Regions from separate parts of the Homo sapiens genome. Here all the other regions are linked to region 4. The links are chromatin contacts, found by Hi-C or POLR2A ChIA-PET in ENCODE. All regions are on one chromosome and are shown on one strand. The core of a region is the stretch at or near the end of the contact, and the rest is flanking DNA. Distances in the headings are between cores, read along the strand shown. Region 1 holds the start of CHROMR (cholesterol induced regulator of metabolism RNA). Region 2 has its middle 280 kb from the start of MIR4444-1. Region 3 holds the start of TTN-AS1 (TTN antisense RNA 1). Region 4 holds the start of IFT70B (intraflagellar transport 70B). Region 5 holds the start of RBM45 (RNA binding motif protein 45).

Region 1 (4,879 bases), core at 1,014-3,513, 860 kb before region 4:
CTCTGTAGTACTTCCTATTGTTACAATCTGTCCTGCATTGTCTGATGATGGCCTTTTATCTTAAATGAGGCTGAGACTTTTTGTTACTATTACATCGGCACTGTCTGAAAAAATATAATGCAAACCATATACATAATTTAAACATTTCTAGTAGCCACACTCTTTGAGAAAAGAAACTGATTGAATTATATTCTATTTAACCTAATATGTCAAAAACATTATCATTTTAACATGTAATAAATATAAAAATTATTAAGATATTTTACATTCTTTTTTACATACTATGTCTCTGAAATCCAGCCTATATTTTATATTTTACATTTACAGTACATGTCTTTTTTTCCTTTTTTTCTTGGAGACAGAGTCTTGCACTGTTGCCTAGACTGGAGTGCAGTGGTGCGATCTCAGCTCACTGCAACCTCTGCCTCCTGGGTTCAAGCAATTCTCCCATCTCAGCCACCCACGCTCAGCTAATTTTTGTATTTTTAGTAGAGACAGGGTTTTGCCATGTTGGCCAGGCTGGTCTCAAACTCCTGGCCTTAAGTGATCCGCCCACCTTGGCCTGGCCTAGCTGTCACTGACTTTGTAAGGAGTTTCTGCAAATGCTTCTTCAGACTTTTCCCACGTTTTTTAAAACCCCTATTTATATTACTACTTAATGGCAATTTCTTCCACGGTCACAGAGAACACAAAGACCTTTGATTTGCTCTTTCCACCACAGAATATCACTCTAGGAAAGCATTCCATCATAATGTATATAAGGTGCCTAAACTGTGCTATAATCTTAAGCATTACAGGGACTCAGAATGAGGTCGTTAAAGCAGTGTTTTCCAAAGCGTGTTCCGCTGACCTAATCCCATACTCAGCGTATGCAACTTGATATTTTAATTTGTACCCTAGTGATCTAGTCTTATGCCTTCTGGGTACATATTGCATCATATCTTTAAACACATCCAGCTTCTAGAATGGTGCTGTACACGCAGGAGGTCGTTGAGCTTCACCTTCCTGCTAATGACAAAATCAGCAATTGCCTTTAACCACAGGAACTTCAGCCCGTTGGTCACTAGGGGGAGACACACACGTGGTGGGCCTCTCCAGGCTCCTCAAATCCCGCCAGAGTCGCCACTGTGTAGTCTGCCCAGAGAAACCACACCCAGTCTTAGGAAGAGGAAACTGACTGCCATCCATTTCACGCTACTGTGGCCGGCGAGCTCAGAGTGGAATCATTTGCAAGGCAGCTCCTCCAAGAATAACCAAGCCGAGATCTAGCTGATCAACGATTGAATTTAGAGTAAAACTTGACAGAATAAAACTCCCTTCGGTTTGTCCGTACTACCTGGGTTTGCAGAAATGCTTTTCCTTAGCATTTAATTTTGGGACCTGTAAATATAACTGCTTTTTAGATGCATTCCATAATCCTCAATTAACTTACTGCAGTAAAAAGATAATTAGGTTAATATAAACTGCTCCAAGGGGTTTCTGATCAGACTGAATTTTATTTCATTTGAAATAAGGTCGTTGTTTAATCTTGCAAGTTAAATAATCTTGATTTTACGCTGAATAGGGGCCTGAGATAGATGAAAGAAAATTTCCTTTTCATACATGTGAGAAATAAACTGTTTCTTACACTCATATTCACAAGTGTGACCGTTAGTCCAAGTTGAGGCAATTAACATATTTAGGAAGAAAAAAACTTCCTCACAGAAGGATTGGCATTGGCCCTTCTGAACAGTATTGCAAAGTCTGAAGGAAAAACCCTATTGACACCACTTTCTAGCCAAATGCTATAGGACGATATCAATACTTACTGTACTGAGTGGGCATTTATTTAGTTATTTCACAGTGAAGATATCTTTTCTGGAAAATTCCTCATAAGAAAACTGAAATTCAAGCTCCTGCTCGTTCTTCAGCCACCGCTACTCGTTCCTGCTTTTTGTGCCCATAGGTTCTTCTGCCCAAAACAAAAGCTGTTAAATCACCGCGGCGGCGCTGACGTCAGGGAGCAGGGCCGCGAGGCCCCACCAGGTCGCCAATGAAGCCTCCCCTCGGCTCTGCCGGGGGCTTTGCGGGGCGCATAGAGGCTCCCAGGCGGATAGAGGCTCCCAGGCGGAGGAGTCCGGGAACCCCTAAAGACCCTTTAGGAAGCAAGGTCCGGAAAACCAAGCACGAGCAAGAGGCCCCGGGCGGCTGTATCCCTGCCCGGCGAATTCAGAGGGAGCGGGCGCCGCGGCCACCCAAGAGCAACGAAGACGGCGGCGCGGAGGAGAGGATGGGGAGGGGTGTGGGCCGCCCAGAGGCGCGGAAGCTGGGAGCACCGCGCGGCTTAGGAACTAAAATAAATGCTTGTCTGAATCTGCCCCGGGTGGGGGATGAAGGAACAAGGGCTTGGGAGGAGACCGATACATTTTAGAAATTGCCGGTGGGGGAGCCAGGGGCGGTGGCTCACGCCTGTAATCCCAGCACTTTGGGAGGCGTAAGGCGGGCTGATCACCTGAGGTCGGTAGTTCGAGAGAGACCATCCTGACCAATATGGAGAAAGAAACCCCATCTCCACTAAAAATACAAAATTAGCCGGGTGTGGTGGTGCATGCCTGTAATCCCAGCTACTAGGGAGGCTGAGACAGGAGAATCGCTTGAACCCGGGAGGCGGAGGTTGTAGTGAGCCAAGATCATGTCACTGGATGTTATTTGTTAATTTTTTGATGTACACTGCAAGATCACACAAGAAATGAAGCTATTAAGCCCAGGTATTGGGCCTTTTATAGGGGTGTTTTTTCATGGTGAATGGGTAAATATGTCTCTACTTTGTGTGCTTATTAAACAACCCTGACTATGTGGTCTTGAAAGGAGAGATCCTGCCTTAGTTTCGCCTCTCATTAGCCTTATGTGAGAGCTTTTTTTCAGAGACAGGCAACCAGGAATATTTATTCCAGAAGCAGTCATTGCAGTGGAGAATTTGGGGTTTGAATCATAGAAGACAGAACTAGATAAAATCCTAGATGTTACCTCCAATCCCTTCATTTAAAAATTTGAGGTCACCCAGGCCAGGTGCAGTGTCTCACGCCTGTAATCTCAGCACTTTGGGAAGCAGAGGCAGGTGGATCACCTGAGGTTAGGAGTTCGAGACCAGCCTGGCCAACATGATGAAACCCCGTCTCTAATAAAAATACAAAAACTAGCTGGGTGTGATGGTGCACACATGTAATCCCAGCTACTAGGGAGGCTGAGGCAGGAGAATTGCTTGAACCCGGGAGGCGGGGATTGCAGTGAGCCCAGATGGCGCCACTGCACTCCAGCCTGGGCGACAGCGCGAGACTCTGTCTCAAAAAAAAAAAAACAACAACAAAATTGAGGTTACCCAAATTAAGAGAATTGGTAGTTAAGACAGACCAAGATTAATAACTTTTAGACATTTGTAGACCCTAGTTATTGGGGGTGCTAGACTCTTAACACTTTTCCAAGAAAAGGGGTAAATCTTGTGTTTCTTAATTCGGAAGGAAAAAAAAAATCTACCACTTGCAATTTGGCATGGGCCAGAGGCAATATTATCAGTTATATGCCTCTACGGTGTGATATTGAGTGATATACATGGAGAGAATATGGGCTACATTTTATGGTTTACTGTTTTGGGGAAATGAGGCCTTTGACATGCAGGGTAATTATTGCTGGGGACTCTGCTCAATAGGAGGCCATCACCTGGGCCCCATGCCAAAGGGAAAGCTTGTAAATTCCACTTCCCTGGAAGGCTGATAACGTGTAATAATCATGACATGGATTACTTGGTCCTGTTGGGTCCCAGCTTGTGAGATTCTTTCTGATCAAAGTTACCATCATGGGCAAACTGTGGTTAAATAGGCTTTAATCTCTGTGTTCATAAAGTTCTATTATCCTGGTCCAAGAGATTGGCAGTCTATAACTTCCTTTTTTTTTTTTTTAACACAAACATGAAATTAACACTTTTTGCTCTAAACTAATTAAAGATTCACGGGAAGTTGCAAAGGTAGTATGGAGATGTCCCTGTACCTTTCACCAAGTCCTTCAGTGGTTACATCTTACATAAATATAGTGCAATATCAAAACAAGGAAATTAACAATGGTACAACATGGATATAGATGTCATTTTTTTATTTAAAAATTTTACTTGTGGTAAAGTACACATAACATAAAATTTACCATCCTAGGCTGGGCATGGTGGCTCATGCCTGTAATCCCAGCAATTTAGGAGGCCAAGGTGGGGGCAGATCATGAGGTCAGGAGTTCGAGACCAGCCTGACCAACATGGTGAAACCCCATCTCTACTAAAAATACAAAAATTAGCTGGGCATGGTGGTGCTCACCTATAGTCCCAGCTACTCAGGAGGCTGAGGCAGGAGAATGGCTAGAACCCGGGAGGCGGAGGTTGCAGTGAGCTGATATTACTCCGTTGCACTCCAGCCTGGGCGACAGAGTGAGACTCCATCTCGAAAAAAAAAAAAAAAAATACCATCCTATTTTTAGGTGCACAGTTCAGTAGTGTCAAGTACATTCACTTTGTTGTGCACCCAATCTCCAGAACTCTTTCTCTTGCAAAATTGCAACTGTGTATGTACCTTTTAAATACTAATGTCCCATTTTCTACTCCTCCCATCTCCTGGAAACCACTTTTCTATTATACTTTCTATTTCTATGAATTTAACTACTTTGGGTACCTCATATAAGTGGAATCATACACTATTTGTCTTTTTGTACCTGACTTATTTCATTTAGTATAATATCCTCAAGGTTCATCCATGTTGTATATGCATCAGAATTTATTTCATTTTTAAGGCTGAATAATATTCCATTTTATGTATATACCACATTTTGTTTATTCTTCAGTCAGTGAACACTTGGATTACTT
Region 2 (5,023 bases), core at 1,228-3,727, 620 kb after region 4:
TGTAACTTGGAATCAATCTGGCACTCATGTTAATAAAGATGGGAAAAGACAGATGGTCACTTTTTTGGAAGAGATTTGGCAACATCGGCATCATCATAAATATCAGGTAGTATTTGAAAAGGTCAGTATACTAGTAACCTGTTGCTCTAAAATTGGCACATAGTGAACAGCCACAGCATCTCAGTGACATGTAACAGTAGACGGGTTTTCTTCTGTATCTGCAAGGACGGGTTTTCTTCTATATCTTATCGCCTAAGCTCCCTCTTGAGTCTCAGTGCTGGTTCACCTAGTTTGGGCTTATGTGGAGTGACTGCTTTGTTCCACACGTCTGTCCTCCTTTCCCTGTGACCACCGGTAACACAGGCGTGTCCTCTTCATGGTAATGGCAGAAATAGGAGAGAACAAGCAGAAAGCGGGACCTCAAGGCCTGGGCCTGGAGCTGGAACATCTGTCCGATCCATCTCATTCTATTGGCCCAAGCAAGTCATGTGTCCAAGCCCAGATGGAAAACAGATTTGCCTCTGTAGTGAAAGCAACTGCAAAGTCATAGGGCAAAGGGCGTGGCTATAGGTAGGGGTACAGGATGGGGGCCTGTTATGCAATCAACCATAGTGAACAAGTTTCTCTTTGCATTATTAACAGTATATGCACAACAAAACCCAAATGTGAATTTGACTTAACAGGAAAAAAAATGTATCCTTCATTCTTGTCCCTAAAATAATACTAATTTTAGTTGGATCAACTGTGTGATTCTCAATGAAGATATGTTAAGTCAGATTAATCATGTAAATAATTAGCAGAAGAATAAAAGAAAAAGTCATTGTTTTTAAAAACTCTGAATAAATTGATATATTTAAGCCACTTTGTTTCTCAATAGTATATCAAATCCAATTCTTAAAAACAAACCTGTGGGGGCTGGGTGTGGTGGCTCACACCTGGAATCCCAGCACTTTGGCAGGTGGATCACTTGAGGTCAGGAGTTCGAGACCAGCCTGGCCAACATGGCAAAACCCTGTCTCTACTAAAAATACAAAAATTAGCCAGGCATGGTAGTGCACGTCTGTAGTCCCAGTTACTCAGGAGGCTGAAGCAGGAGAATTGCTTGAACCCGGGAGGCAGAGGTTGCAGTGAGCCGAGATCACGTCACTATACTCCAACCTGGGCAACAGAGCGAGAATCTGTCTCCAAAAACCCAAAAGCAAACAAACCCATGGATCAGATCTTACCTACCATGGATTTTCATTGGTAAATAAACTCTTGGTATTCTGTATCTGCAAGGAGTCATCTGATATGCATGTCTGTTTGTTAAACTAGATTTTACTACAGCTTTTTGGGGTTGGTTTAAAGACTGTATTAGCACTGCATTCCTAATTAACTGCTGACACAAATACTAAGGGGGCAAGAGTGTTGCCCACAGCTTGCCTGCAGTTACCAGGTGTAATTATGCACATAGTAGAGATTCAAATCAAGAATAAATCAGTTTCTGGAAACATGCTGTAAGCACTCAGTGTATCGCCCTGCCATTTCCCCCGTTAGCGTTTTTGAGGCATGCACCCAATAGAAGAAATAGCAGGTAGCTACTGTTTAGCTGAATTTAACCTCTGAAGATAAGCATTTCTCCATGTTGTTGGCCAAACATAGAATTTTCTTTTTGCTTTTCACATGTAATGGGAATACAATGATTTCTTCTCATTGCCAAATCTTAGCTGAAGGAAACCTCAGATAATTTTGAAAACTCTCTTATTTTACCAGTTAACAGACATGGCCTAAAACAGTGATATAACTGTTTAAAGTCATCCAATTGGTTAGGGAGGGCTAACCAGAGAAGCTAGGTTTTTCTCACCACACTACACTTTTCATTTGGGAAACGGGGAGTGTTCATGGTTTGATGAATCAAGTACAGTGTAGGGAGCAGACTGTTATGGTCTGTAGACATAAGTGGGATTCAATTTTCTTGTTTGTTGAATGAGAATTATGCTTGTTATGTTATTAGAATGTTTGGGTCAGGAGCAAGTTCTTTTCAAAATAAATAATTTTATTTTGGAGAAATAAAGCAATCTGGGGAAAATTGCCACTGGCCAGTCCTTTTAAATCAATTCACAGGGTCAGTAGACTCTAGTACCGAGGTTGGATATGCTAAGGATAGAGCGAGAGAAAGAGCTCAGTGACTTTTTCAACAACTAGAGTTACTTGCTTAATTATACTTTTTTTTTTTTTAAAAAAGACCTTCGAGGTACAGTATGAGCAGGGAGTAGGGTGAGGACTTCCCTCAGCACCCATCACCAAGTACTCTCAGGGCACCAGCAGGCCCCCATGAAATAGGTGCTGCCAGAAGCCCATGCCTAAAATTTGCTTGGGATTCATCTCTTCCCTTTCTTTTTTATGATGCTGAACCAGAGGATAAAAAGATAAAGAATTGCACAGCCTGGCACGTGAATGCTTCCCCACTGCGTGCTGCTGTTGTGGGGAGGAAGTAGCAGCCGCCAACCGCTGTTTTATTAATAATGAGGCATTCACATAAATTCCATGCAAAATTGATTTTTGACTGTTATATAAGAATCAAATACTAGGCTTTAAAAAGTAATTGAGAAATCTATTTGTAATTTACTTTGCCTATAAGAACCCGCTGTCCTGCCATAAACAATTTTACAGTATTTTCCCCCCTGTTAAACAGCTATTTTTTACACATCTGTTTGGCCCTTTTGCACGACATGCAGTCAGGAGGTGTAACGAATACAGGTTTGAAACAACATGTGGCCACCATTTCTTTCAGTTTCATCTTCAAGGGGATCTCTTGAAAGTTGTGATATCATTTTCATCACAGTACAAGTGAAGTATGTTAATGGCTAGTTATCTGACACTGGGTGTTGACTGATGAGTCATAAATATGCCTTCTGGTGGTAGGAAAGCATGATGACAAAGCTAAGTAATGAAAAAAAAAAGAAAAAAAAACCCAAACCAACGAACCAAAACAGTCTGTTTCTCACTTGTCTTTAAATGCCTTAAGGGCTATGGTCAAATGGAAAGTTCTGTTACAAAGAGTTTCTCTGGGAACCTATTCAATATTCAGCAGTCCTGTACATATTCAACTGTACCAAAAGTATTTAAAGTGTAATTGATTTATTTCTAATTTTTCTTAAGATGGAAATTAGATGGACAAGAAAAGTTTTAAAAGACATAGGTAATGTTACATATTTTGGCTTAACTTCTATTTTCTAAGGATTATTTCTCAGAAGAGAACATGCTTCTGTTCTTATTCTAGGACTTTTTTTTTTTCCAAAAGAAATCCCTTAAAAAGAAAAACAAATCCCTAGTATATTTAAAAAATCCATTCCCCACCATGATCAAATTAGAACATTTCCATCACCCTAGAAGTTCCCTTGTGCTCCTACAGTCAATATATTCCCCCAGCTCTTGGCCCCAGCCAACCAACTACTGATCTGCTTTTTGTTGCTATGGTTTTGCCTTTCCTAGAATTTCATACAGACAGAATCATAGTATGTAGCCCTTTGTGTTTACCTTTTTTCACTTAGCATAATATTTTTGAGATTCACCTATGTTGTCGAGAGTACTAATATTTTGTTGCTTTTATAGTAATACTCCATTGGATATACCACAATTTGTTTATCCATTCACTGGTTAATAGATACTTGGGTTGCTTTCAGTTTTGACGATTATGAATAATGCTGCTATAAACATTGATGTAAAAGTTTTGCGTGGACACATTTTTATCTCTCTTGGGTAAATATCTAGGATAAAGATTGCTGGGTCACATGGCTTGTATATGTTTAACTATATAAGAAATAGTACCATTTTATACTGTCACACAGTCAATGTATGAGAGTTCAAGTTGTCCTACCTCTTCACCCATCCTTGATATTCTCAAGTGCGTAGTAAGTAGCTCATTATGGTTCTAATTGACATTTCCCTCATAATTTGTGATGTAGATCATCTTTTCATGTGCTTATTGGAATTTGTATAACTTCTTTTGTAAAGAGTCTCTTCAAATCTTTTCCCCATTTTATTGGGCTCTTGCCTTCTTAAGTTGTAAATATCTTTTATATATTCTGGATACAAGCCTTTTTGTCAGATATGTTTTTCATATCTATTATTTCAGTCCGGCTTGCCTTTTTTAACACTTTTTTCTGAAGAGCAAAAGCTTTTACTTTTGAAAATGTTTATAAATATTTTTCCTTATGAGTTGTACTTTTGGTGTCCTGTTTAAAAATGCCTTTCCTAACTGTTGTTACAAATATTTTCTCTTATATTTTCTTCCAGAAATGTAATAGTGTTAGCTCTTACTGTTTAGGCCTATGATGTATTTTGTGTTAGCTTTTAAAATATGTTGTAAGGTTGTTTTTTTCCCCTCTAGATATTTAGTTGTTGCAGCACTATTTTGCTGATTTTCCAATTTAGTTATGTTCACATCTTTGTCAAAAATCAACCATATAACTTTGGATTTATTTCTGGACTCTCTATTCTGTTCCATGAATCTATAGGTCTATCCTTGCCTCAGTGCCGCACTGTCTTGACGATCGTAGCTTTCTTGTAAGTCTTAGAATCAAGTAGGATAATAAATCCTTTATTATTCTTTTTCTAATTATTTTGGCTATTCTAGGTCCTTTCCATTTCCATATACATTTTAGCATCTGCTTTTCAATTTCTTCAAAGAAACCTGCTAGGATTTTGATTGAGATTGCATTGAATTTACAAATCAATTTAGGAAGAATTTATTTAAAAAATTAAATATATTTTAAATGACTACTAAAATTATAAACACGTGTGCTTGCTTCAGCAGCACATATACTAAAATTGGAATAATACAGAGAAGATTAGCATGTCCCCTGTGCAAGAATGACATGGAATTCGTGAAGCATTCCGTATTTTTAAAAGCTCAATATTACTGATTGTTAGATAAATGCAAATCAAAGCCACAATTAAATACCATCTCATGCCAATCAGAATGGCTATGATTAAAAAGTCAAAGAATAACAGATGCTGGTGAGGTTGTGGAGAAAAGGGA
Region 3 (5,249 bases), core at 2,547-5,046, 970 kb before region 4:
ACTCATTCTTAACTTTTCGCAAACGTTTCACACGGACTAATCTTTCTGAACTGTAAATATTTAAAGAAAAAAAAGTAGTTTTGTATCAACCTAAATGAGTCAAAGTTCAAAAATATTCATTTCAATCTTTTCATAATTGTTGACCTAAGAATATAATACATTTGCTAGTGACATGTACATACTGTATATAGCCGGATTAACGGTTATAAAGTTTTGTACCATTTATTTTATGACATTTTACAATGTAAGTTTTGAAACTAACTGTTGGTAGGAGAAAGTTTCTTATGGAACGAATACCCTGCTCAACATTTAATCAATCTTTGTGCCTCAACATACTGTTGATGTCTAAGTATGCCTCAGTGGGTTGAGAAAATCCCCATTGAAGATGTCCTGTCCACCTAAAAGAGAATGATGCTGTGCATATCACTTGATATGTGCACCAATACCTACTGAATCAGAAATGTAAGGCATTGGTGATGTTTGCATTTACCCTCCTGTAAGCAACACTTTAACGTCTTACATTTTCTCTGATGATGTCACACAAAATTATCATGACAAATATTACCAGAGCAAAGTGTAACGGCCAACACTTTGTTCGCTCATTTTACGCTGTCTCTGACATAAGGAGTGCCTGAATAGCTTGGAAAAGTAACATCTCCTGGCCATCCCTTCATTTAACCAAGCTATTCAAGTATTCCTATGCCAGAGCAGTGCCAACTCTTGGAGGTCCCAGAGTGCAGCCAATGCCTTTGTGTGGTAGTTCTAAATTTTAATTGCACCTGAAAAACCTGGGCACCTAAGCAATGAGCCACAGCAAAAAGTAAAGAACAACAACAAAATAAAGCTGTTGTTAAATTTTAAACAATATTACTAATTGCCCAAAATGTCAATTTGATGTAGTTCTTTTCATGCAAGTATAAATTCAATTGTTAGTTATAATTGTTGGACCTCCTTGAGATAGTAACAACAAAATAAAGCAAGCTATCTGCACCTCAAAATGTGTGGCTGGTTGTTTTCTGTGAAATTCTGGGGTGGGGAAGTATGCATCTTCGTGTATCACAAAAACGATCATAGATAGATAAGGCAACTCAAGTTCAAAACAGCCCATGCTGATCTAATTAAACTAAAGAGCTTCTGCACAGCAAAAGAAACTACCATCAGAATGAACAGGCAACCCACAGAATGGGAGAAAATTTTTGCAATCTACTCATCTGACAAAGGGCTAATATCCAGAATCTACAATGAACTCAAACAAACGTGTAAGAAAAAAACAACCCCATCAACAAGTGGGCAAAGGATACAAACAGACACTTCTCAAAAAAAGACATTTATGCAGCCAAAATACACAAGAAAAAATGCTCATCATCACTGGCCATCAGAGAAATGCAAATCAAAACCACAATGAGATACCATCTCACACCAGTTAGAATGGCAATCATTAAAAAGTCAGGAAACAACAGGTGCTGGAGAAGATGTGGAGAAATAGGAACACTTTTACACTGTTGGTGGGACTGTAAACTAGTTCAACCATTGTGGAAGTCAGTGTGGAGATTCCTCAAGGATCTAGAACTAGAAATACCATTTGACCCAGCCATCCCATTACTGGGTATATACCCAAAGGACTATAAATCATGCTGCTATAAACACACATGCACACGTATGTTTATTGCAGCTCTATTCACAATAGCAAAGACTTGGAACCAACCCAAATGTCCAACAATGATAGACTGGATTAAGAAAGTGTGGCACATGTACACCATGGAATACTATGCAGCCATAAAAAATGATGAGTTCATGTCCTTTGTAAGGACATGGATGAAATTGGAAATCATCATTCGCAGTAAACTATCGCAAGAACAAAAAACCAAACACCGCATATTCTCACTCATAGGTGGGAACTGAACAATGAGAACACATGGACACAGGAAGGGGAACATCACACTCTGGGGACTGTTGTGGGGTTGGGGGAGGCGGGAGGGATAGCATTAGGAGATATACCTAATGCTAAATGACGAGTTAATGGGTGCAGCACACCAGCATGGCACATGTATACATATGTAACTAACTTGCACATTGTGCACATGTACCCTAAAACTTAAAGTATAATAATAATAAAATAAAAAATAAAAAAAAACAGCCCATGCTAATAAGTTCTTTTAAGCAAATGTTTAAATTATCGTTAGATGTATTCAGCAATTTTGTTTAAAAAGCCTAGATATAGTTCTCATGGATATATTTATCCCCAAAAGTTTATCTTCTAAATATATCAAGAAAAATATTTTTAGGAGAGCTGATTCAACTCGGAATCAGCTGTGATTCAATATCTTTGATGGATTTTGAACATCTACAATTCACAATCTTTTGTGCTAAACACCACAGGGAACAATACAAAGATGATTAACACGGTATAGATACTGTCCCTCAAAGAGCATAGTGAACGGAAAAGGACAACTTCAGGGAAAATGATCAGTTGTGAATCTGAGTCCATATTGGCTACTGCAGCTCCAAATTGAGACAGAACAAATAAAGGACCTCAGAACTAAAGAACTATTTTATTCCCAAGTCTAGATCAGTTGTTTTAAAAGCATGGTAGAATGACAGTATATGGAAGACTGACACTATTTTAAATAGTGTCATTCTACTATGCTTTTTAAACAACTGATCTAGACTTGGTAATAAAATAATGCCAAAAATATCTGTATTTGTCCACTTCAATTTGTTAATCATAATTATAAGCCTATGATGTTATTTGCCTAAATTCACCTCCTTAATGTAGGTACAGGTGACCAAAGCTGAAGCAAATGTACTGTCAGTTTTCATTCTCCAGAGAAAAATCCTGGGTCTTCATTAATTTATTCAGCAAGTTTTCCGTCTTAAGTCAGATTCCCTAAAAGCAGAGCCTGAGACGGGGATTCTTGTCTCAGAAATTCTTTGAGGGATTATTACTCTCAGGGAAAAAGGGAATGGGGCAGCCAGCAGATAGGGCAGAGGAAGCAAGCTGAGCACGAATGTGGTCTCAGCAGAAGCCTCAGCCAGATCTCACAGGGAGCTTCAATCGTACCACAGAGTTGGTTCCATCTAGGAGCAAGGGGGCTGACATTTTGTACCCCCTTACCAACCAGTCAATGGCTACAGGCTATAAGCTGAGGGGCTGAGGAGGGATGGAAGAGGGAAATAAACCTTCCCAAGTGAAGAGGGGTGCCTGTTGGCCAGGACAATTCTCCGTGGACTAACGCAGCCAAACAGTGAACAATCGAGAAATCGATGGAAGAATACACATTTCCTGGGCATCTAAGTGATGCCAACAGAACCCACTACATCATCTTACAATGTTAAATGCCTATTCTTACCTTAAAATGAGAGGCAGGACTGGCTAGGTGATGCCTAAGGATGATTCCCAGCCTTGACATGCTGGTATTCTCACATATCCTATCCGTGGCTGATATAGTCTGTGCGGATGAAAATTCCAAAACCGAAGACAGGATTTCGCACTTGCTAAAGTTGGAGCTCCCAGGCGCTGAGATCCAATTTGGGCCTGGGAGAGTGGGGAGGGAGAGCAATCTGCCCAGTGAAGGAGAGCTGCGCTAAAGGCAAGGTTTTACTTCTTTTTATCCCTTAGCGAAAAGCCCACTGCCTCTGAAAGTAGCACGGTGTGGCCACACGGACACATGGGGGAAGTCAGTCAGAGGCGCTCCAACAGAACGGCCAGAAGCCCCTTTCCTGGCTTACCAGGCAGCCTCCTTCCCCTAACTCCTCCAGAAACAGCGCTCCTCTGAAGACGCGGGGGGAGGGTCTTCCGGCCCCACACCCCACCTTCCGCAACGCCAGGAGTGGTTCCTCAGCATTATGGCGTCATTTCCGAGTCAGACCCGCTCTTCTCTCCCCATGTCAACAGAGGGCGACAGGGAGCACCAAGCCGAGGCGTGCTTTTTGGTTCCAATCTACGCCCTCCACAAAACCCATGAGCAAGCTTCACTGTCATCCTGCCCCTTTTTTTTATTCACGTCTATTTTATAAACCCCACACCCTGGCTACATGATCAGCCGAATCATGTTGCAATTACATGTCTGCATTCAAAACCCTGAGGGCCCCGCTCAAATCTAGGAACTGCTGTTTACTAACTTACTTCACCTGGGGCAGGTTACCCAACTTCTCCATTCTTTGACATTCTCGTCCATAAAATGAGAATAACAGCAGCAACCTCACAGTATTATTGTGACGATTAGACAAGTTACTACTTGTAAAACTCAGAACAGCGCTTAGCAGAGCACCCAATAAATACCAGCAATCATTATTCTGTTAGGGACCACAGTACAGAATATTGAAGCTAGGGACTAGAGAAGCAGCACTTTAGAGGGGACCTAGCCTAGGTCTCACTGGTACTCATTAGATGTACGGCAGGCCACCTTTATTCTTGGGCAACCTGTCCCAAGATCCCCCAGTGGAATCCTGAAACTGTGGATAGTACTGAATCCTACAAATACTATGATTTTTCCTTTTTTTTTTTTTTTTTTTTTTTTGAGACGGAGTCTCACTCGTCACCCAGGCTGGAGTGCAGTGGCGCAATCTCGGCTCACTGCAAGCTCCGCCTCCCGGGTTCACGCCATTCTCTGGCCTCAGCCTCCCAAGTAGCTGGGACTACAGGCGCCTGCCACCACGCCAGGCTAATTTTTTGTTTTTAGTAGAGACAGAGTTTCACCTTGTTAGCCAGGATGGTCTGGATCTCCTGACCTCGTGATCTGCCCACCTCGGCCTCCCAAAGTGTTGGGATTACAGGCGTGAGCCACCACGCCTGGCCATGATTTTTCTTATACGTACATGCTGATACGGTTTGGCTGTGTCCTCACTCAAATCTCATCTTGAATTGTAGCTCGCATAATTTCCACCTTGTGAGAGGGACCTGGTAGGAGATAATTGAATCATGGGAGCCGTTTCCCCCATACTGTTATCATGGTAGTGAATAAGTCTTACAAGATCTGACGGTTTTATAAGGGGAAACCCCTTTTGTTTGGTTCTCATTTCTCTCTTCCCTGACACCACGTAAGATGTGACTTGCTCCTCCTTGCCTTCGCCATGATTGTGAGGCCTTCCCAGCCACGTGGAACTGTGAGTCAATTAAACCTCTTTTCTTTATAAATGACACAGTCTCAGGTATGTCTTTATCAGCAGCGTGAAAATGGACTAATACGCATACCTATGAAAAAGTTTAATTTATAAATTAGGCAAATTAGGCACAGTAAGAGATTAAC
Region 4 (4,819 bases), core at 1,770-4,269:
ACTGATTCCTGTAGGGATCCCAGAAATTTGGAGAAGAAAATAGTCCTTTTACTTTTCATACATTTTCAAGAAGCCATTTGAAGGTGAATGCTTTCATGATGCAAATACAACTCTGCAAAATAGAGATAAAGCTGAAAGATAGGAAAGACAATTTCTCATTTCCATGTTCTGTCTTCTTACCTTAATTTATTATTACCCAAGGTAACAGCTCAATATATAAGAATTTTATTTTATTTTTTTTTAGAGTCAGAGTCTCATTCTGTTATACAGGCTGGAGTGCAGTGGTAGGATCACAGCTCACCACAACCTCAAACTTTTGGGCTCAAGCAATTCTCCTGCTTCAGCACCCCGAGTAGCAGGGACTATAGGTACGTACCACCACGCTTGGCCTTTTTTTTTTTTTTCGGTAGAGATGGGGTCTTCCTATGTTACTCAGGCTGGTCTTGAACCCCTGGCCTCAAGCAATCCTTCCACCTTGGCCTCCCAAAGCTCTGGGATTACAGGCATGAGCCAGAATTTTTAAATTAAGCCTTTTGCATATTGTTTCCAAGGGACAAGTGTCAATCAGGCAGGCAGTAAGCAGAACACCCCCTACTCCTTGAATATTGAGCAGCACTAGCCAGCATCTTTCAATCTACAAACACTTCTGGATTGAAAACTGGATAAGGCTGTAGCTGAGATTGGGGAGAAAGAAGCCTTGAAATAGGGTTACAGAAGCCTTCCTCAACTGCTTTCCCTGGTGTTCTTGCATGGTCCAGAGCTACACTCAACCTCTCTAAAATGAGTGCACTTTGTCCCTTTCTTGGTATTGATGCAGTAGGAGGTTTCTTGTCTGTTCTCATCTAGAAGGACAGAACTGTGGCAAACTTCTCAGCAAGAGAGAAGAATACAGGAGTACGTGAAGTCAGCTGCTTTATGGTATAGCATTCAGATGCCTACTGAAGTTCCTTTTTAGGTATAACAGGTGACCATTCCCAACTAATCACTTTCTAATACTTGCTCACAGTTACGACTTAGGCCAAGAAGTTCAAATTTCCACTGGCCAACCCAAGGTGGCTGGTTGCTTTAACAGGAAAATAACAATATAAAAAAAGCAAGACACTAATATTCCCCTATAACTGGGCCCATACATGATAGATAGAGTTAATTCATCAGTGACTATTACCTACTGAACTTAGCTTTGGAATTTCATGATTCAGCTGCTTCTTATCTAGCTGTGTCATCTCAGGCAAGTTGCCTAATCTTTCTGATTCACATGTTCTTCATCAGTAATATGCAGAATACAGGGTGGTTATTATGATTAGAAATAATATATATAGGTGGTCTAATAGAATGTGATGCAATATGGTTGGTGTTGGCTCCAAAATTTATATGTAGAAAAGATTTATGAACAGCAATACTGTTGAAGAGGCAGTAAGGTACCTGCATTGAAGTATTTAATTATATAGCAAAGACATGCTCTGACTTGGACTGTTTATCATGGGTGGTAGTGAGGCCAATGGACATCATGGAAGACTACAAAAGACAATGCTCTGTCCCAGGCCACCATATGATAGATGTTAATGAATTACAACTATTATTGTTACCTTGAAAACTACACTATTTACAAGTACCTCACTGGGATAAGCCAAATTCATATTTTGCTATCTTGTCTATGTCCCTAATTCTTGATTGAAAAATTGTATTTATTCTCCCTTAAAGTCTATGGTCTCCAGGTCAGTTTATCTAGGGGTATTTTTTAAATTGGTGATTAAATATAATTTTATGGAATAATTAAGCCCCTAGTTTTTCACAGCCCCATCATGGCCACTAATAAACTGAAAAAAAATTATACAAAAATAGCCCCAGGATAATAACATGGAATCTACAGCATCTATTCCAAATATATAACAAAGAATGAAAGAAAACCCAGAATGATATCTTGTACAGTCTAGCAAACCTGCATAGAAATCTTCAAACTAAGAATCTGGAAAAAAAATTAAAGTGTAGGCAATCTTTTCTTATTTTAACAGAAGAAAATCCATATTTATCAGTTCAATATCCAAAATCCCTAGAAGGCTGAAAAGTACAAACTGAGCATGTGTGTCTCTCACACACCCACACATCACTGGCTGACTAATTTAGTAGTTAAGAGAGAAGAGTAAAAATGCATAGGGAAAGGAGCACATTTTAATGTCTTGGATTTTCCCCTCTTGGAAAAAACTGAAGTCATGCATTTCTCCAACGTTTCTACCTAGTAGTGAAAGTTGGAACTCCAGCGCAATGGGGATGGCCAAGGGTAAACGCCAATATATACTCAGTAATATTTGTTGTTACGGGAAAAAAGAGCGGGAGATACTTGGACCTAAAACCGAAACTCTCCCAGTACCAATCAAGATTCACAGTCCTTTTTCCTCATTAACCTCTGGAAACCACCAAATTAAGGATTCCTGCTCGCCGCTCTATTCCGTTCTTACAAACTGTGCCCTCGGGGTAGTGCAAAAAAGAACGTGCTCTAATTCCAGGGTAATTCCAAGAGATAACTCGCCTTTTGCCATCCCGGTTCTTTTACTGAAACTAAACCAAAAGCCAGCATTATTATCGACCACACCGTGTACCAGGCTCAAAATCGCCAGGAACATGGGGCCGGAAACCTTCCTCCGCCGCGCCAGAGACCACGGTGCCATAACAGACACAGTGAGCGCCCCTCATCTTTAAGAGGCAGGGAAGGAGAGTTACCCTGCACCCCCACGGGCCGCCGGTTCGGTAGGTACAGCCGGGACTACGTCTCCCAGCATGCAGCGCGGCTACGACCCGCGCCGCGGAACCACTGGAACGGTGCATGCCGGGACGAGTAGATTCAGTCTCTGAACGGCCCGGAGTAGTCTTTCCCCTCCTGAATGCCGCCACTCCGCAGTCCAGAGTATTTGAAGATCAAGCTGAAATTGAGAGACTGACGAGAGTGGTCCCTTTTTGTTCCTAACAGATTTCTTGCGACAAGGAAACCGGCAGTCTTCCGCTTCCGGTTGCTCTGTTGCCATAGTAACCGCACCCATAACAGCCGTGGTGGTTATGGCTGGCCTGAGCGGCGCGCAGATCCCCGACGGGGAGTTCACCGCGGTCGTGTACCGCCTCATCCGCAATGCACGCTACGCCGAGGCGGTGCAGCTGCTGGGCGGAGAACTGCAGCGGAGCCCTAGGAGCCGCGCCGGCCTGTCGCTGCTAGGCTACTGCTACTACCGCCTGCAGGAGTTCGCGCTGGCGGCCGAGTGCTATGAGCAGCTGGGCCAGCTGCACCCGGAACTGGAGCAGTACCGCCTGTACCAGGCCCAGGCCCTGTACAAGGCCTGCCTTTATGCGGAGGCCACCCGGGTCGCCTTCCTTCTCCTGGATAACCCCGCCTACCACAGCCGGGTCCTCCGCCTGCAAGCTGCTATCAAGTACAGCGAGGGCGATCTGCCAGGGTCCAGGAGCCTGGTAGAGCAGCTGCCGAGTAGGGAAGGGGGAGAGGAAAGTGGGGGCGAGAATGAGACCGATGGCCAGATCAACCTGGGTTGTTTGCTCTACAAGGAGGGACAGTATGAAGCTGCATGCTCCAAGTTTTTTGCCGCCCTGCAGGCCTCGGGCTACCAGCCTGACCTTTCCTACAACCTGGCTTTGGCCTATTACAGCAGCCGACAGTATGCTTCAGCACTGAAGCATATCGCTGAGATTATTGAGCGTGGCATCCGCCAGCACCCTGAGCTAGGTGTGGGCATGACCACTGAGGGCATTGATGTTCGCAGTGTTGGCAACACCTTAGTCCTCCATCAGACTGCTCTGGTGGAAGCCTTCAACCTTAAGGCAGCTATAGAATACCAACTGAGAAACTATGAGGCAGCTCAAGAAGCCCTCACTGACATGCCACCCAGGGCAGAGGAAGAGTTGGACCCTGTGACCCTACACAACCAGGCACTAATGAACATGGATGCCAGGCCTACAGAAGGGTTTGAAAAGCTACAGTTTTTGCTCCAACAGAATCCCTTTCCTCCAGAGACTTTTGGCAACCTGTTGCTGCTCTACTGTAAATATGAGTATTTTGACCTGGCAGCAGATGTCCTGGCAGAAAATGCCCATTTGATTTATAAGTTCCTCACACCCTATCTCTATGACTTCTTGGACGCTGTGATCACTTGCCAGACAGCTCCTGAAGAGGCTTTCATTAAGCTTGATGGGCTAGCAGGGATGCTGACTGAGGTCCTCCGGAAACTTACCATACAAGTACAGGAAGCAAGACACAATAGAGATGATGAAGCTATCAAAAAGGCAGTGAATGAATATGATGAAACCATGGAGAAATACATTCCTGTGTTGATGGCTCAGGCAAAAATCTACTGGAATCTTGAAAATTATCCAATGGTGGAAAAGATCTTCCGCAAATCTGTGGAATTCTGTAACGACCATGATGTGTGGAAGTTGAATGTGGCTCATGTTCTGTTCATGCAGGAAAACAAATACAAAGAAGCCATTGGTTTCTATGAACCCATAGTCAAGAAGCATTATGATAACATCCTGAATGTCAGTGCTATTGTACTGGCTAATCTCTGTGTTTCCTATATTATGACAAGTCAAAATGAAGAAGCAGAGGAGTTGATGAGGAAGATTGAAAAGGAGGAAGAGCAGCTCTCTTATGATGACCCAGATAAGAAAATGTACCATCTCTGCATTGTGAATTTGGTGATAGGAACTCTTTATTGTGCCAAAGGAAATTATGACTTTGGTATTTCTCGAGTTATCAAAAGCTTGGAACCTTACAACAAAAAGCTGGGAACAGACACCTGGTATTATGCCAAAAGATGCT
Region 5 (4,880 bases), core at 472-2,971, 560 kb before region 4:
GACAGAGACTGTATGTGGCCTGCAAAGCCTAAAATATTTACTAGTCAGCCCTTTACAGAAAAAGTTTGCCAATTCCTGATCCTGTATGCTGTGGCCCTACAATTAATTTTGTTGCTGTCACTCTGACACACTTCAGAGGGTTGGAGAAGTGGGAGGAAGGGACTGTTTACTGTGTTGTTGGTAGAGTCCCAGGCTCCTTCTCTTTGGTGGATGGAGCAAGACCTCCAGAGACTGAAATATCTCTGAGCCCTTTATTTACATAAATCCATATTAATACCATTCTCAGTTTGGAAAACAATTTTTTAAAAAATTGAGAAAATATTTTTGTGCAAAGTACCAACAGAATAACATACACAGCAACTATTTACATGGGGCAGACGAAGGCTACAATTTAAGCAATTGCCAGATTCTCAGGATTGAGTCCTGATTTGAGATCACAGGGAGTAAGCTGTGACATCTTGGCTACTACTGATCAATAACAAGGACATTATTGAGGGCTTACCCTGTGTGAGGCACTGTGCTGACAGCACATATTATGTCAAATAACCCTCAAAATGATCCTTCCTGCCATGTGTCATTATCACAATGATTTGGCTCTTCTTAAGGCAGTTTACTTTGGTCTGCTTTCAAAGAAAAGTTGCAGTAACAGAAAGGGTCAAGAACCAAATGTATGCTATTAACACTTTCAGAAACAGAGCTCATTCAAAACAATTTTCCAAAATAACAAAATGTGAAGAATATGTAACAGTGACCGTTTTAAACACCTGCACTTATTCTTTCTGTACATGTATTCTTTCGCCTGGTACTAGGAAAACGTCCAACACCAGAGGTCCCTCCCCAGTTTAAAGTACTTCTGTCAAGTTGTTAACGCCTCATCTGTACCTGAGGAAAAGTAGAGTTTTTCCGTTTTTTATATATGGAAATCTGGGCATCTGAGAGAGGAAGGTCAGAAAAGTACTCAAAGTAGGCTAGGACGAGTTTGGCAGTGAACTCAAGAGCTGGTGGATTAGTGAGGGCGAGGGAGAGGGGAAGCCCAGCCACTGCTGTTCTGTCACCCGGTGGCCGCGGCTGCCGGGTCCGCTCTCGTGGGGCAAACACTCCGCATCCCGTCCCCTTCCCTGCAACCCGGCGCAGCTTCGTGGGAGGGGAGCCTCTCCTCAAAGCAGCCCCTGTCCCCAAGCCAGGTGCTGTCTGGTCAGCTGCCGGGAACGGATGTTCCACTCCTCCCTCACCCCGGCAGAGCAGCAGGTGAAGGGAGGTCCAAGAGGCCCACTCCTTCCCCCGAGGGCACCCCGACCCGGGCACCCGCACCTTGATGGGCTTGGTGTCGTTGGGGCCGAGGCACTGGCCATGCATCTCCTCCATGGCCCTGCAGGCCTGTGAGCTGCGGGCGAACTTGACGAAAGCAATGCCCTTGGACTCCTTGGTGTGCTTGTCCCGCACCACCCAGATGTCCTGGATGTCGCCAAAAGGCGAGAAGCGCTCCCTCAGCACCGACTCAGGTGTGTACTTGCTGATCACAAGGAAGATGCGGCTGTTGGGCGGTTCGTCCAGGCTGTCCACGCCCGGGCGGAAGCCCCCGCCGCTCGCAGAGCTGCCAGCTTCGTCCATGGTGCTCCACCCGAATGCAGGAGCCTCACTGCTCTTTGCTTCTGCGGTGTCTGCCACCGCTGCTGTCTCACACCCAAGCCTTTGCCGGCTCGGTGCTCCGCTTCCGGGAGAAAGAGGAGTCCGGCGCCAGGCGCTGTCCAGCCGCGCAGGATGAGGCCTTCCGGGGAGCGGCCTGCAGCGCCCCCTGGCGACGCGGGGGACCCTGACCCAGTCTAAGTCTCAAATCCTCAAATCCAGCTGAGCCTAGGCCCAAGTTATCAGTTGTGCAATCGTTCCCTGCAGGCAGAACAGCGCTGCCTAATGCACAGGCTTTCCCAACGCTGGCTTTACCCCACCCCTAAGGCCAAGGATTCTTTCCAGTGTTAAAGAAAAAATTATTCATGACACTCGTTAGAGATGGTACAGGAAGGCCGACTTTGACAAAGGGAGCCATGGAGATAGGTCCAGGGACAGCTGCAATGGGGTCTTGCAGTGGGAGAGAGAGATTGGACTGAATTTTGACTCTAATAAGGACAAATTTCTAACCAAGAAGCTTGGTGGGAGGTCAGTGGATGGAAAATTACAAAGAGGGAACATCAGTGTTAAGGAGGATTCTGGCTAAACCAACTTGACAGGATAGTTGCTGAAGGCAGGCCAGGGTGATTGATATCCATGGTAGTCAGACACCAAGAATGAGGATTTTCACTACACTGATTCAGCAGGATTCTTGCTCAAATTGGATTCTACAAGGACAGAAAGCCCAAGATCAAGCCTAGTCAAGCAGAGGACTCAAAGGAGCCTAACTAAGTTTTGGTCAAAGTGGAGAGTTGTCACCATCTTGGTCATAAGCTCAATAGATGATCAATATAGGACAGAGTTCAAACTATATAGCATTAGAGTTGGAAGGAAGCTTTGAGATCATTCAATTTCAGCGTCATTTGTTAGAGATGAGGAAACTGAGGCCTATAGCATAGCCAAAGTAATAGAGATAAAAAGTACGACTAAAACCAGAACTAACTTGGCCAGGCGCAGTGGCTCACGTCTGTGATCCCAGCACTTTGGGAGGCCGAGGCGGGCGGATCACGAGGTCAGGAGATCGAGACCATCCTGGCTAACACGGTGAAACCCCGTCTCTACCAAAAAAATACAAAAAAATTAGTTTGGCGTGGTGGCGGGCACCTGTAGTCCCAGCTACTCAGGAGGCTGAGGCAGGAGAATGGTGTGAACCCAGGAGGCACAGCTTGCAGTGAGCAGAGTTTGCACCACTGCACTCCAGCCTGGGGGATAGAGCGAGACTCCACCTCAAACAACAACAACAACAACAAAAAACCCAGAACTAACTCCATCTGTTGATTTACTCAACTTCTACAAGCAACCCTGGGGTTGGAGGGCAGTGAGGGTGGACTGCTCAGCTGTGGAACTAAGAGAAATCATAGAGTGCAAGCAAAGTGGGAAATGCCTTCTTGTTAACAAGCCTTAGAGGAGAGGTCAGAAACCCAGTAGAAATCCAGAAACAAGGCCTGGATTTAGCAGTGGCATTGGAATGAAGTGAAAGGAATAAACCCCTAAGTAGACCGAGGGCGGAGTTCTTCAAATGAACAAGTTCTGGATGCTAAGACCTAGGTTGCTATGAAGTCAACCAGATAAATACTTATTGTACTCCAACTGTGTGCCAGGCTCTATGCCAGGAGCTAGATATATAATGAGGAACAGGAAAGACATGTCCCGAGGGCTTGTTTTCCCCCACTGTGGAAATCTTACATGTAAATATATAATGCAAAGTAATATCAGATTATGTTACATGGTTTTGCTACTGAATTGTGTGAGCCTGGACAAGTTACTTAATACTTGCAGCTTCGGTTTCATTAACTGTAAAGTAGGAATAATATTACCTACTAAATAGGTAATACATATTATTTTGTGGTTGGATTAGTTAAGCTTGATAGCCGCCTAATAGCTACGCAGGAGCATGACTATCAAGTTTAATTAATTCACCCATTCACTTAATAAGTATTTTTGACTATCTACTATGTGTTAGGCACTGTGTTATACTGAAGGGATGTAGTATTGAACAAAATAATTACTCTTCTTCCCCCACAGAGTTAATCATTTAGCCTTATATAGTTATGCTCATATAAGATAATATATATGGAGTTCATAGTTTAGAGATCAAATGAGATAATATTTGTATAATGGTATAATTGAGATTAATTTTCTTGTTCCCTTTGACTATGGTATCCACTCCCCCACCACTGATATTATACAGTTGTGTGATGACTACTGAGAGTCAGGGATTGTGGGTTGTCACCCTGGATTTAGCACTAAGATTTTTATAATTTCTCCTTGTATTACATTCCATATCTGTAGTGAGGGTTCTGTTTACCCTGAGGCTGAACAACTCTAGGAAGTATCTTTTCTTGACTTTCCATTTCTCTTTTTCCTACCCACAACAATCAAGGTAAATGAAAATAATTTGATAGTGTGAGTTTTGTTGATGAGAGGAACTGCAAAGCAATATTATTTGCAAACCAGTGCCATCTAGTGGAAAATGTGTAATTTTCTTAAATTGTCCTGACTGGGCAATCTCTATTCTTTGTGAAATAAGACTACTGATTGGTGTCCTGAAAATTTTAGGCTGTTATTGAGAACAGTTAATTCTTTTCTCAAAAAAAGATAAAAGATTGCATAAAACAAAACCAGGAACGCAAATATTGGAAAATGCCAGAAAAGCAAAATTTCTTTACTATCCAATTATGTGAAATATGACATATTCAAGGAAAATTAGAAATTTACTTATAAATTAAAAAAAGTAAGTACATTTTCTTCATGACATGTATTTATTTTAAACAGATTTATTGAGATATAATTCTTCTTCTTATCTTATTTTTTCTTTTCTTTTTTTTTTTTTTTTTTAAGGGATTGGTGTCTCACTATGTTGCCTAGGGCAATCTCGAACTGGCCTTAAGTGATTCTCTTGCCTACGCCTCCTAAGTAGCTGGGATTACAGGTGAGACCCACCACACCCAGTGAGTTCTAATTCTTACATCATACAATTCACTCATTTGATGTATTCAATTAAATCGTTTTTAGTGCCTTCACAGCATTGTGCAAGCATCATCGCAATCAATTTTAGAACATTTCATCACTCAATGACCAAATTGTTATATTTCAAATCATAAAACCTTTGAACATGAATTACATGTAACTAAAACACCTAAAAATGTCTGAGGTTTAAAAGAATGATTTTTAGTTAGTCTGCTTAATAGAAGAAACCAGGTGCTGGGCATTTG

What was found. A loop is a pair of places that touch in the nucleus more often than their neighbours do. ChIA-PET counts read pairs that join two places held with the same protein, here RNA polymerase II (POLR2A). Pooled maps may share reads with other maps.
Region 1: a loop to region 4 is called in a map of CD8-positive, alpha-beta T cell, with 21 times the contacts of the local background. The contact joins the promoter of CHROMR here to the promoter of IFT70B in region 4. A Hi-C loop is called at or near these places in 2 of 168 maps with a recorded cell type or tissue (CD8-positive, alpha-beta T cell and naive thymus-derived CD4-positive, alpha-beta T cell), 3 of 37 single-sample maps with no recorded cell type and 11 of 50 pooled maps. POLR2A ChIA-PET finds 5 or more read pairs at or near these places in 1 of 52 experiments (GM12878).
Region 2: a pooled map shows a loop between it and region 4 (11-fold over the local background). The contact joins the enhancer-like site here to the promoter of IFT70B in region 4. A Hi-C loop is called at or near these places in 8 of 37 single-sample maps with no recorded cell type and 11 of 50 pooled maps.
Region 3: a map of CD4-positive, alpha-beta memory T cell shows a loop between it and region 4 (7-fold over the local background). The contact joins the promoter of TTN-AS1 here to the promoter of IFT70B in region 4. A Hi-C loop is called at or near these places in 2 of 168 maps with a recorded cell type or tissue (CD4-positive, alpha-beta memory T cell and naive thymus-derived CD4-positive, alpha-beta T cell), 3 of 37 single-sample maps with no recorded cell type and 11 of 50 pooled maps.
Region 5: a loop to region 4 is called in a map of CD4-positive, alpha-beta T cell, with 8 times the contacts of the local background. The contact joins the promoter of RBM45 here to the promoter of IFT70B in region 4. A Hi-C loop is called at or near these places in 2 of 168 maps with a recorded cell type or tissue (CD4-positive, alpha-beta T cell and naive thymus-derived CD4-positive, alpha-beta T cell), 4 of 37 single-sample maps with no recorded cell type and 11 of 50 pooled maps.

Annotation. Positions count from the first base shown.
Region 1 is chr2:178,411,043-178,415,921 of GRCh38, reverse strand. It overlaps CHROMR (cholesterol induced regulator of metabolism RNA), which reads right to left and starts at 2,263. Exons shown (of 5, transcript NR_110204.1): 1 at 1,809-2,263. RefSeq lists enhancers at 772-1,346, 1,134-1,393, 1,895-2,094, 1,924-2,499.
Region 2 is chr2:176,929,850-176,934,872 of GRCh38, reverse strand. It overlaps the pseudogene RNU6-187P. Among named protein-coding and RNA genes, the nearest start is that of MIR4444-1, 280 kb to the left of the region's middle. RefSeq lists an enhancer at 2,674-2,973. Within about 2 kb of position 2,477, at least 4 of the 41 ENCODE cell types and tissues checked have a DNase peak (open chromatin) inside an H3K27ac peak, as active enhancers do.
Region 3 is chr2:178,521,738-178,526,986 of GRCh38, reverse strand. It overlaps TTN-AS1 (TTN antisense RNA 1), which reads right to left and starts at 3,796. Exons shown (of 7, transcript NR_038271.1): 1 at 3,351-3,796. It overlaps TTN (titin), which reads left to right. Exons shown (of 363, transcript NM_001267550.2): 363 at 1-998. RefSeq lists enhancers at 3,769-3,918, 3,595-4,107.
Region 4 is chr2:177,550,996-177,555,814 of GRCh38, reverse strand. IFT70B (intraflagellar transport 70B) reads left to right here and starts at 3,019. Exons shown (of 1, transcript NM_152517.3): 1 at 3,019-4,819. The coding sequence starts at 3,052. RefSeq lists enhancers at 2,753-3,042, 2,411-3,214, 3,215-4,019.
Region 5 is chr2:178,109,278-178,114,157 of GRCh38, reverse strand. It overlaps RBM45 (RNA binding motif protein 45), which reads right to left and starts at 1,721. Exons shown (of 10, transcript NM_152945.4): 1 at 1,312-1,721. The coding sequence starts at 1,611. RefSeq lists an enhancer at 1,516-1,685.